Linked DNA regions of Mus musculus: region 1 is linked to region 2. The links are chromatin contacts, found by Hi-C or POLR2A ChIA-PET in ENCODE. All regions are on one chromosome and are shown on one strand. Each heading gives the region's core, a stretch centred on a gene start or an enhancer-like site at or near the end of the contact. The rest is flanking DNA. Distances are from core to core; before and after follow the strand shown.

Evidence for each region. Hi-C counts contacts between places; a loop is a spot of excess contacts on that map. ChIA-PET counts read pairs that join two places held with the same protein, here RNA polymerase II (POLR2A).
Region 1: a loop to region 2 is called in a map of gastrocnemius, with 2.0 times the contacts of the local background. The contact joins the promoter of Nufip2 here to the enhancer-like site in region 2. A Hi-C loop is called at or near these places in 1 of 37 maps with a recorded cell type or tissue (gastrocnemius). POLR2A ChIA-PET finds 5 or more read pairs at or near these places in 5 of 5 experiments (Patski and embryonic stem cell).

Annotation. Positions count from the first base shown.
Region 1 is chr11:77,683,757-77,688,039 of GRCm38, reverse strand. It overlaps Nufip2 (nuclear fragile X mental retardation protein interacting protein 2), which reads right to left and starts at 1,901. Exons shown (of 4, transcript NM_001024205.2): 1 at 1,533-1,901. The coding sequence starts at 1,812.
Region 2 is chr11:77,643,125-77,647,098 of GRCm38, reverse strand. It overlaps the pseudogene Gm12733. Among named protein-coding and RNA genes, the nearest start is that of Gm23132, 14 kb to the left of the region's middle. Within about 2 kb of position 1,396, at least 1 of the 3 ENCODE cell types and tissues checked has a DNase peak (open chromatin) inside an H3K27ac peak, as active enhancers do; it is gastrocnemius, where a contact is called at or near this core.

The DNA.
Region 1 (4,283 bases), core at 652-3,151, 40 kb before region 2:
AACTGCCCGTGTTGTCCCACCCATTAGAGCATCGGATTAATCCCTCCCACAAAGTCACTACCCAGCTCAGAAGTTTAGGTGTTCGGTGGAAAACGAATGGAACAAAGTTTGAGAGGTTGTTCCCCAACCCCCCCCCATTTTTTTTTTTTTTTTTTGGGTAGGAAATGCGCTGCTATAAAGAAAAAAGGCCTAAGTGAAAAAGCCTCCGAGGCGGAGTCGTGAGCGAACCTGGCAGGAGATGAGATTCCTGTGGCAGAGAAACTCGTGACCCGGGAGCTTGGTTCCCGCTGGGTACCCCACCCGGCCTCAGGCACCGCCTCTCCCCAAAACGAATCCCCCTCGCCCCTCGCAGGCCAGCGGAACGCTACGGCCACGGCCGCCGCCCGGGCCTCCTTCCCCCTTCAAGCTCCTCTTCAAGGCCCGCTCCCCGCCCGCGCCTCCCGCCGCACCCGGGAGCGGGAAACGCGGCCGTCGGGCGCGCGGGGCCACGGTGCAGGCCGCTCCCCTCGTGGCCGCTTCCCTCCCCCACCCCAACCGCCCCCGCCCCTCACCCCAGGGACCCGCCCGGGGCCGCGCGGCCGCCACCGGGTTACACAACCCCGGCGCGGCGCGGCGCGGAGGGGGAGGGGCGGCGGGCGGCGGCCGCCCGCAGTGCGGGGGGGACCCGGAAAAGGGCCGCAGAGGGTCCCGGGGCAGCCGGGCCGGCGTGCCGTGTGGCCTTCGGCACCCTTCCCCCTCCGCTCCTCCGCCGGCCGGAGTCGGTGACAGGAATCAGCTTCCAACATGGCGGACAGGAAGCGGCCCCGCGAGGAGGAGAGAACATTCCAGCCTCGCCGGCTCCGAGGCGAGCGGGCCAGGGGCGCCGGCCTGCGGAGAAGCCCTCGCGGACAGACAACGGGGTCCGGACGCGCAAGACGGGCGTTTAGGGGTGGAAATGACCCGAGGGACGATAGGGTCCCCCACACACCCAGACGGCAAACCCCAAGGCCACAGGTGGGCTCGGGGCGGCGGGTGAGCGAGGACGCTTCCTCAACTTAGCCCTCAGCCCCGCTCGTCGCCGCCTGCAAGCGGCTCTCGCGACACCACCCGCATCAGGATGGATTCACTAGGCCTGAATTACATACACCTCGGGGGAATTTTTTATTTTATTTTTTTAGGGCGGCTGAGTTTCACCCCCTTCTTAGGGGCCCCCACATTCAGGCAACTCCAGGGCCCGCACTAGAGGGGAAAAAGAAGATGAAGGCTGGACTTCCAAGGCCGAGGGCACAGCTCTGCCTCCGGCCGGCCGGGGCGGGGACCGAGGAAGGTCACGCCGGCCTGGCTGGGCCTCTCCCATGCTAAAGGGAAGGAGAGGGCGCTGCAATCCCCACCTCGCGGCCCGGCCCGCGCCCGGGAAGAATGGAAGGGGGCATCCCCGGCCCGGCGGGACGCACACCCGGACCGGGTCCGCGCTTTTCCCATCTAGCCCCACCCCCATCGCTTCCCCCCCCTCCAATCCAGTCCCCCTTCCCCCACCGCCCTCCCTCTCAGACCTGTTTTCTTCTTCGGCGTTTCCTGGTGCTGCTGGAGGGTGTGTTTCTGCTCATGTTTCAGCGGCTTGGGCTGGGCCTTGGGGCTGCCCTCGGCTCCATGCTGCAGGTATTGGTGAGGCTGCTGGTGATGGTGGTGGTGGTGGTGGTTGTGGCTGTGGTTGTAGAAATAATAATGGTGGTGGTGGTGCGACTGCTGCTGCTGCTGCTGCTGGGGATGATGGTGCGGATGGTGGTGGCTGTGATGGTGCTGAGGCTGTGGCTGGCCGGGCTTCTCCTCCATTGAAAGCGGCTGGGACTCCCTGGCTGAGGCTGCGGGCTGCTGCACCGTCAGGATCTGAGACTGCTTCTCCGCGCTCGCTCGGTATATCTGAGCGCGTCTCGCCAGCGCACTGGTTAAGCGAGAGGATCTGCGAGATTGGCAGCCGTGCTCCAGCAATGAGGAGCCACGCTGCGCGTCAAGCCCCGCCCCTAGCTCAAATCCTCTTCCCTTCCCCTTCGCCACCGCCGCCTGGCCAACGCCACTTACCCTATGCAACCTCACAGGGCCGGGCCTTCAACGTCAGCATTATGGCTCTCTCTTCTATCGCTTTCTCTCCTTCACCACGCAGTTAGCGAACAGCACTTTCTACACTCCTCACACCGAGCAAGCTGATGTCGAGTGTAGCAGATTCCACTGACGATTCTACTGGCGCTAGGAGCCATCTGTTGGTTTTGCACCTCCTAGAATGTGTTGGGTTGTGAGTGTGTGTGTGTGTGTGTGTGTGTGTGTGTGTTTAATTCTTTTCCGGGTAGCCAGAGAGGAAAGCTCAATTTCCTTAACCCTTAAACCACGAAGGGGGCAATTCAAAAAAGAGGAAATAAATACATTTTTAAGAATACAAGAGCTTCACAACTCGATAGATCGTTTTCGTATTCTGGATTCATTTTGCTTTGTATTCATATGCTAATCTCTTCCTTTCCACGGAGGGATTATAGGGTTCCACAATAGGGTATCTGTGTAATTTTCTAAAAGGGGACAAAGGGCTTAAATCATTGTTTCTTTGTAGTTGAAAGCAAGAGAGAGGGAGGAATGAAAAAAATCTACACTGAAGTTTTTTGGGTGTTTTTGTTGTTTTTTTAATCAAACACTGCAGGTGAGGTCAACTATGGAACCAAAATAGATTTTAGACTAAGACTTTCAAAAGTGAAATAAAGGAGAAAGGAACCCTTTAAAAGTTCTTAAGGTTTGGGTTTTTAAAACATTTTTGTATTAAATTTAAGGAAAACATTGAAATGTAAAGGTGTATTTGCAATTTATGCTGTTAATTTAACCTGTTATGATAGGAAGAAGGTTGTGATAAGCACAGACACGGGGTACCCTCGAAATATATATTTGGGGGACTTGGCTAGGAGTTTTGTTTGTTTTGGACTGGTTTGTTTTTGAAACAGACTATGTAAACCTGATTGGCTTGGAACTACCTAAGTAGAAGTGTCTGGCCAACTAAGAGATTCCCCCTGTTTCTGCCTCATGAATGCTGGGATTAAAGTCCTACACACACCAGCATACCCCAGCCAATGTGCTATTGCTATTACATGAATAATTGCTTTAAAATTCATTAAATTAGATATACATTTGTCTATGTATTATAAGGGATTTTTTTTTTTTTTGGTACAGCCCTGGCTGTCCTGGAACTCACTCCTGTAGACCAGGCTGGCCTCTGCCTTCCAAGTGCTGGGATTAAAGGCATGCCCCACCATCACTGCCCTCCCCCCAAGGGAAAATTTAAATGTAAAGTTTACCATCTTACTTTGTATTTGTTTTGTTGTTTTGTCTTTGTTTGTTTGTTTGTTTGTTTGTTTTTGATCTTCCTCTGTATCTCTGACTGGCCTGTTATTCACTATGTAGCCCAGGCTAGCTTCAAATTGTTTCAGTCCCCCTCACAAATACTGTCATTGCAGGCACTAGAACCTATATCTCTTGAAACCCCATACCTTTTCAATGATAAAGCCCTTAAGGCTGGAGGAATAGGTCAGCTGTTAAAAGCAGCGTTTTCTGCTCTTGCAAAGGACCAGAGTTCAATGCTGAGCACTCACACAGCAGCAGCATGATCATCCATAGCTCTAGTTCTGGGGGCCCAACTTCCCTTCTGAAGTCCAAGGGCACCAGACACACACGTGGTACACATAATTAGGTGTATTTTGTATGTGTGATTTTTTTTTTTATCCCCATGTGTATATGTTCACCATGTGTATGCCTGGTGCCTGCTAAAGTCAGAAGAGCTTTGTCAGGTCCCTTACATGTGGCATTAAGAATGGTTGTGATCCCAGTACTCGGGAGGCAGAGGCAGGCTGATTTCTGAGTTGGAGGCCAGCCTGGTCTACAGAGTGAGTTCCAGGACAGCCAGGGCTACACAGAGAAACCCTGCCTCAAAAAGCAAAGACAAACAAACAAACAAAAAGAATGGTTAGGATCACTGTGTGGGGCTGGGAACTAAACTTGAGTCTTCTGCAAGAGCAACAAGAAGTCTCAGCCACTGAGTCATCTCTTCAGCCCTGTTTTAATTATTCATTTCTGTTTGCTTAGCATTTATTGTTTTGGTTTTTTGTTTTGTTTTGTTTTGTTTTGTCAGAGTCTCTTATAGCATAGACTAACATCCAACTCACTTTCAGTCAAGGATGAGCTTGAACTTTCGATCCTTCTACCTCCCACATGTTGGTATTTCAAGTGTGTGCTACCATAATGTCTTTAAGATGTATTCATATTACGTTACA
Region 2 (3,974 bases), core at 147-2,646:
TCAGTTCTTGTATTAGACAGACCTCTATTGAGATGCCAGTCTGTGGCTGCTGGCTCTGACACCTTGAACCAGTCTTCCGTTACCATATCTGGAGCACTGAAGCTCATGAGCTATGGAGTACAAAAGCCTTGCCTTGAGCCCTGCTCCTGGGGCTGTAGATTTGAGCAACCCATTTATCCCCTCCGTCTCCCCAATAAAACAGAGACACTTATCCTGGGAAATGCTCGTCACGTTCTCAGCACAGTGCTCTGGCACACGTCCTGTGTTCAGTTAGTGAACCCTGTGCCCAGCTTTTCAGTTTTGGCTGTGACAGCTTAGGTGGGAATGCAGAGTCTGAACAGCAACTGGCATAAAGTACATGCTCGGCAAACACTGGCTGTGTCACCTCTTAGGGATGTTGAGAGGGAGAGGTGGCACTGGGGAGTCTGATGCTCTAATCATTATTGCTCCATCCTGATAGGGCCACGTCTCTCCCTGAGTTTCAGAGGATTTTGAGTACACTGTTTATAATCTGCAAGCCAATGTCCATGTTATATTTAAGCCACTTACACCTCTCTTAACCTCTATCGTCCTCACTTAAGTAAGTGCCAGGATGCCTCCGGAGGCAGAAACTGAGCTTTTAAACCGAGATCCAGCTTGAAGCTGCTCCTCTGATCCTAAGGTCCTGCTTCTGAAATTGCTGCCACCACGGTCTTCCCAGAGGTGCAGCTGGATTTGGATGGAAGAAAAGGAAAAGGGAAAAGAAGGGAAAAGGAACAGTTCTACTCTCCTTCAAGATCAACGCCAAAGATGATGTCTGTGTAGGAAAAGACTTCTTCTAAAGGAGGGGCAGTGGAAAAGGCAGTGACCAACTGCTATGGCAACTGGAGATTTTGCAAATGAATTCTTCAGCAAAGTTTTGTTCCTCAGACAAAGTGAGCAGTCTCCCCGTTCGCTGCTCTTGCCCTCTTCCCCGCCCCCTCTCTTTTGGTGTCCACTCATTTCTTCTATACCTGGGAGCAAAAGGAAAGAACTCATTTCTGAGATATTTTTTTTTCTCTGAAAATAAAATTTAGCAACATATTGTTTATAGAATGAGGAAGGACATGTTCCATTGTGTATCGGGATCTCTGTCCTTCTTCAGGCATTTCTGAGAGATATAGTAAGCCAGTCCTGATACTCAAAGCAATACTGGCTTGCTAACAATTTGCTAAGTCACCAAATCTTTCAAAACTTCTCCTTCCCTGGGTGCACCTGGGAGCACTGCGGTAAATTATAGGAAATATGGGCACAATTTGGGTCATGGGTATTCTTATTCAACTGACCCACTTTGGACCCAGTCTAGGCTCTCACTGGCCTGCTGTGCCTTAGCCAAGCAAGTCTGTGTGTTCCTGGCACACACACTCTGTGCTTGGCTCTTGCAGTTCTCTCTGTCTCAAATGCCCTCTCCCCTTGTCTCTAAGTCCTCCCGGCACTTTACCCAGTCCTCACCTAGCTCCCTGCAGGTCCAAGTCAAACCCTCTTCCAGCAGTCTTCTCGATTTCCATCACTGGCAGAGATCTCGCTCTTCTTGGCTGTTTTCTTTTCTGGCAACTGTAGTTGTTTACCTGTGTCTTTCTGTCTCATCCCTCTCCAGAACTGATGAAGCACAGATCCTGTATTCTCCTTTATTTCCTACAGCTCTCCAAAGTAGAAATGGCTCTGTATCTTCCCAACCAAATCCTAACCTGTAAGCACTTTGAGATCAAGAGACAACTCTCATCATCCTCCATCTCCCCTTTTTATTATATTTTAGCTGTCTGTCTGTCTGTCTGTCTACTCTGTGTGTGTGCCCATGTACAAATGATCACAATTCCACTCAATGGTGTGTGTGTAGAACAAAGTACAACTGTGGAGTCATCCATTCCTTCTCTGGGGATCAAATACAGATCAGCAGTCTTGGTGGCAAGCTCCTCTGCCCTCTAAGCCATTTCATTGGCCCTCAAGAATCATTTCTTGTTCCTTATTATATTCCCAGCATCTAGTTCATTGATTGGTATATAGTTGATGCTCCAAAAGTATCTGTCTCCTCTTCCTCCTCCTCCTTCTCCTCCTCTTCCGGAAAACACCAAATGACTGATGAGGGCCATTTGGACAGCGGGAGGACCCGAGGGCCCAGGATTAGGAGGCCAAGGCAGCTTCCACGGAGGATTCAGCAGCGGTCTTAGAGGGCCGCAGTCATGGTTGAGGCCTTGGGGCTTGTGGAGGTAAAGCTGAAGACAAGGAGTGGTTCCTTGTCACCAAGCTGGGCTGCCTGGCCTGCCTGGTTAAGGACATGAAGGTCAAACCCTTGGAGGAGATCTACCTGTTCTCCCTGCCCATTAAGGAGTCTGAGATTATTGACTTTTTCCTGGGTGCATCCCTAAAGGATAAAGTTGCGAAAATCAAGCTAGTGCAGAAGCAGACTCGCGCTGGCCAGCAGACCAGGTTCAAGGCTTTCATTGCTATTGGGGACTACAATGGTCACATTGGTCTTGGTGTTAAGTGCTCCAAGGAGGTTGCCACTGGCATCCGAGGGGCCATCATCTAGGCCAAGCTTTCCATTGTCTCTGTGTGGAGAGGCTACTGGGGGAACAAGATTGGCAAGCCCCACACTGTTCCATGCAAGGTGACAGACAGCTGTGACTACTGGTGCGTTTTATCCCTGCCCCCAGGAGTCACTGGCATTGTCTCTGCTCCTGTGCCCAAGAAGCTACTGATGATGACCGGTATAGATGACTGCTACACTTCAGCCAGGGGTTGCACTGCCACCCTGGGCAACTTTGTCAAGGCCACCTTTGATGCCACTTCCAAGAACTATAGCTACCTGACCCCTGACCTCTGAAAAGAGACCCTGTTCACCATATCTCTTATCAGGAACTCACTGGTCATCTTGTGAAAACCCACACCAGAGTCTCTGTTCAGAGGACCCAGGTTCCAGCTGTGGCTACTACATAAGGTTTTTTTTTTTTTGGGGGGGGGGGGTTCGAGACAGGGTTTCTCTGTAAAGCCCTGGCTGTCCTGGAACTCACTTTGTAGATCAGGCTGGCCTCAAACTCAGAAATCCACCTGCCTCTGCCTCCTGAGTGCTGGGATCAAAGGCATATGCCACCACGCTTGGCTACATAAGGGTTTTTATACAAGAAAAAAACAAATGAATTAAGTCTGTTAAAAATAAATAAACACTTTGTTGAGAATTTTATTTACATTTTTTTTTTTTTTGATTTTTCGCGACAGGGTTTCTCTGTATAGCCCTGGCTGTCCTGGAACTCACTTTGTAGGCCAGGCTGGCCTCGAACTCAGAAATCTGCCTGCCTCTGCCTCCCAGGTGGGGGATTAAAGGCGTGTGCCACCACGCCCGGCTACATTAATTTTTAAAATAAAACTTTGACAAGGAAAGTATATTTTACAGTTATAAGTCATGAGGTCTGGTGGCAAGTACCTTTTTACTCATGAACGATCCTGCTGGCTTCTTGGCTAGTTCTTTCTTGCACAAGGATGCCCTGTTGAATGTTTAGTAACATCATTGGATTCTGTCTGCCAGTAACCTACAATCCTTTTCACCATGACAAAAAAAGAGTTTCTAGAATTGGCAAAACTCTGGGAAAGAGAGTCATTCTCTGCTGGGAAAACACTGAACTAAAGGATTGCCTCTTTGAGTGACTCATATGGGCTGAAACCTAAAGGTGGAAAGAGAAGGAACCCTGCACAGGCCGAGGATGCAGCGGATTGGCTGAGTACCGGAAGTCCTGGATTCAGTCCTCAGCACCACGTAAAGCAGGGTGTGACGCTGCACACCTACAATCTAAGCTTGTGAAAGCTGGAGGCAGGAGGGGCACACGTCTTAAAGATGTATTCATTTATTTGATGTGTAGGAGTGTCTTGCCTGCCTGTATGTATGGGTCCCACGTGCATGCCTGGTGTCCAACGATGCCACAAAGTGTCAGATTCCCCTGGAACTGGAGCTGTAGGTGGTT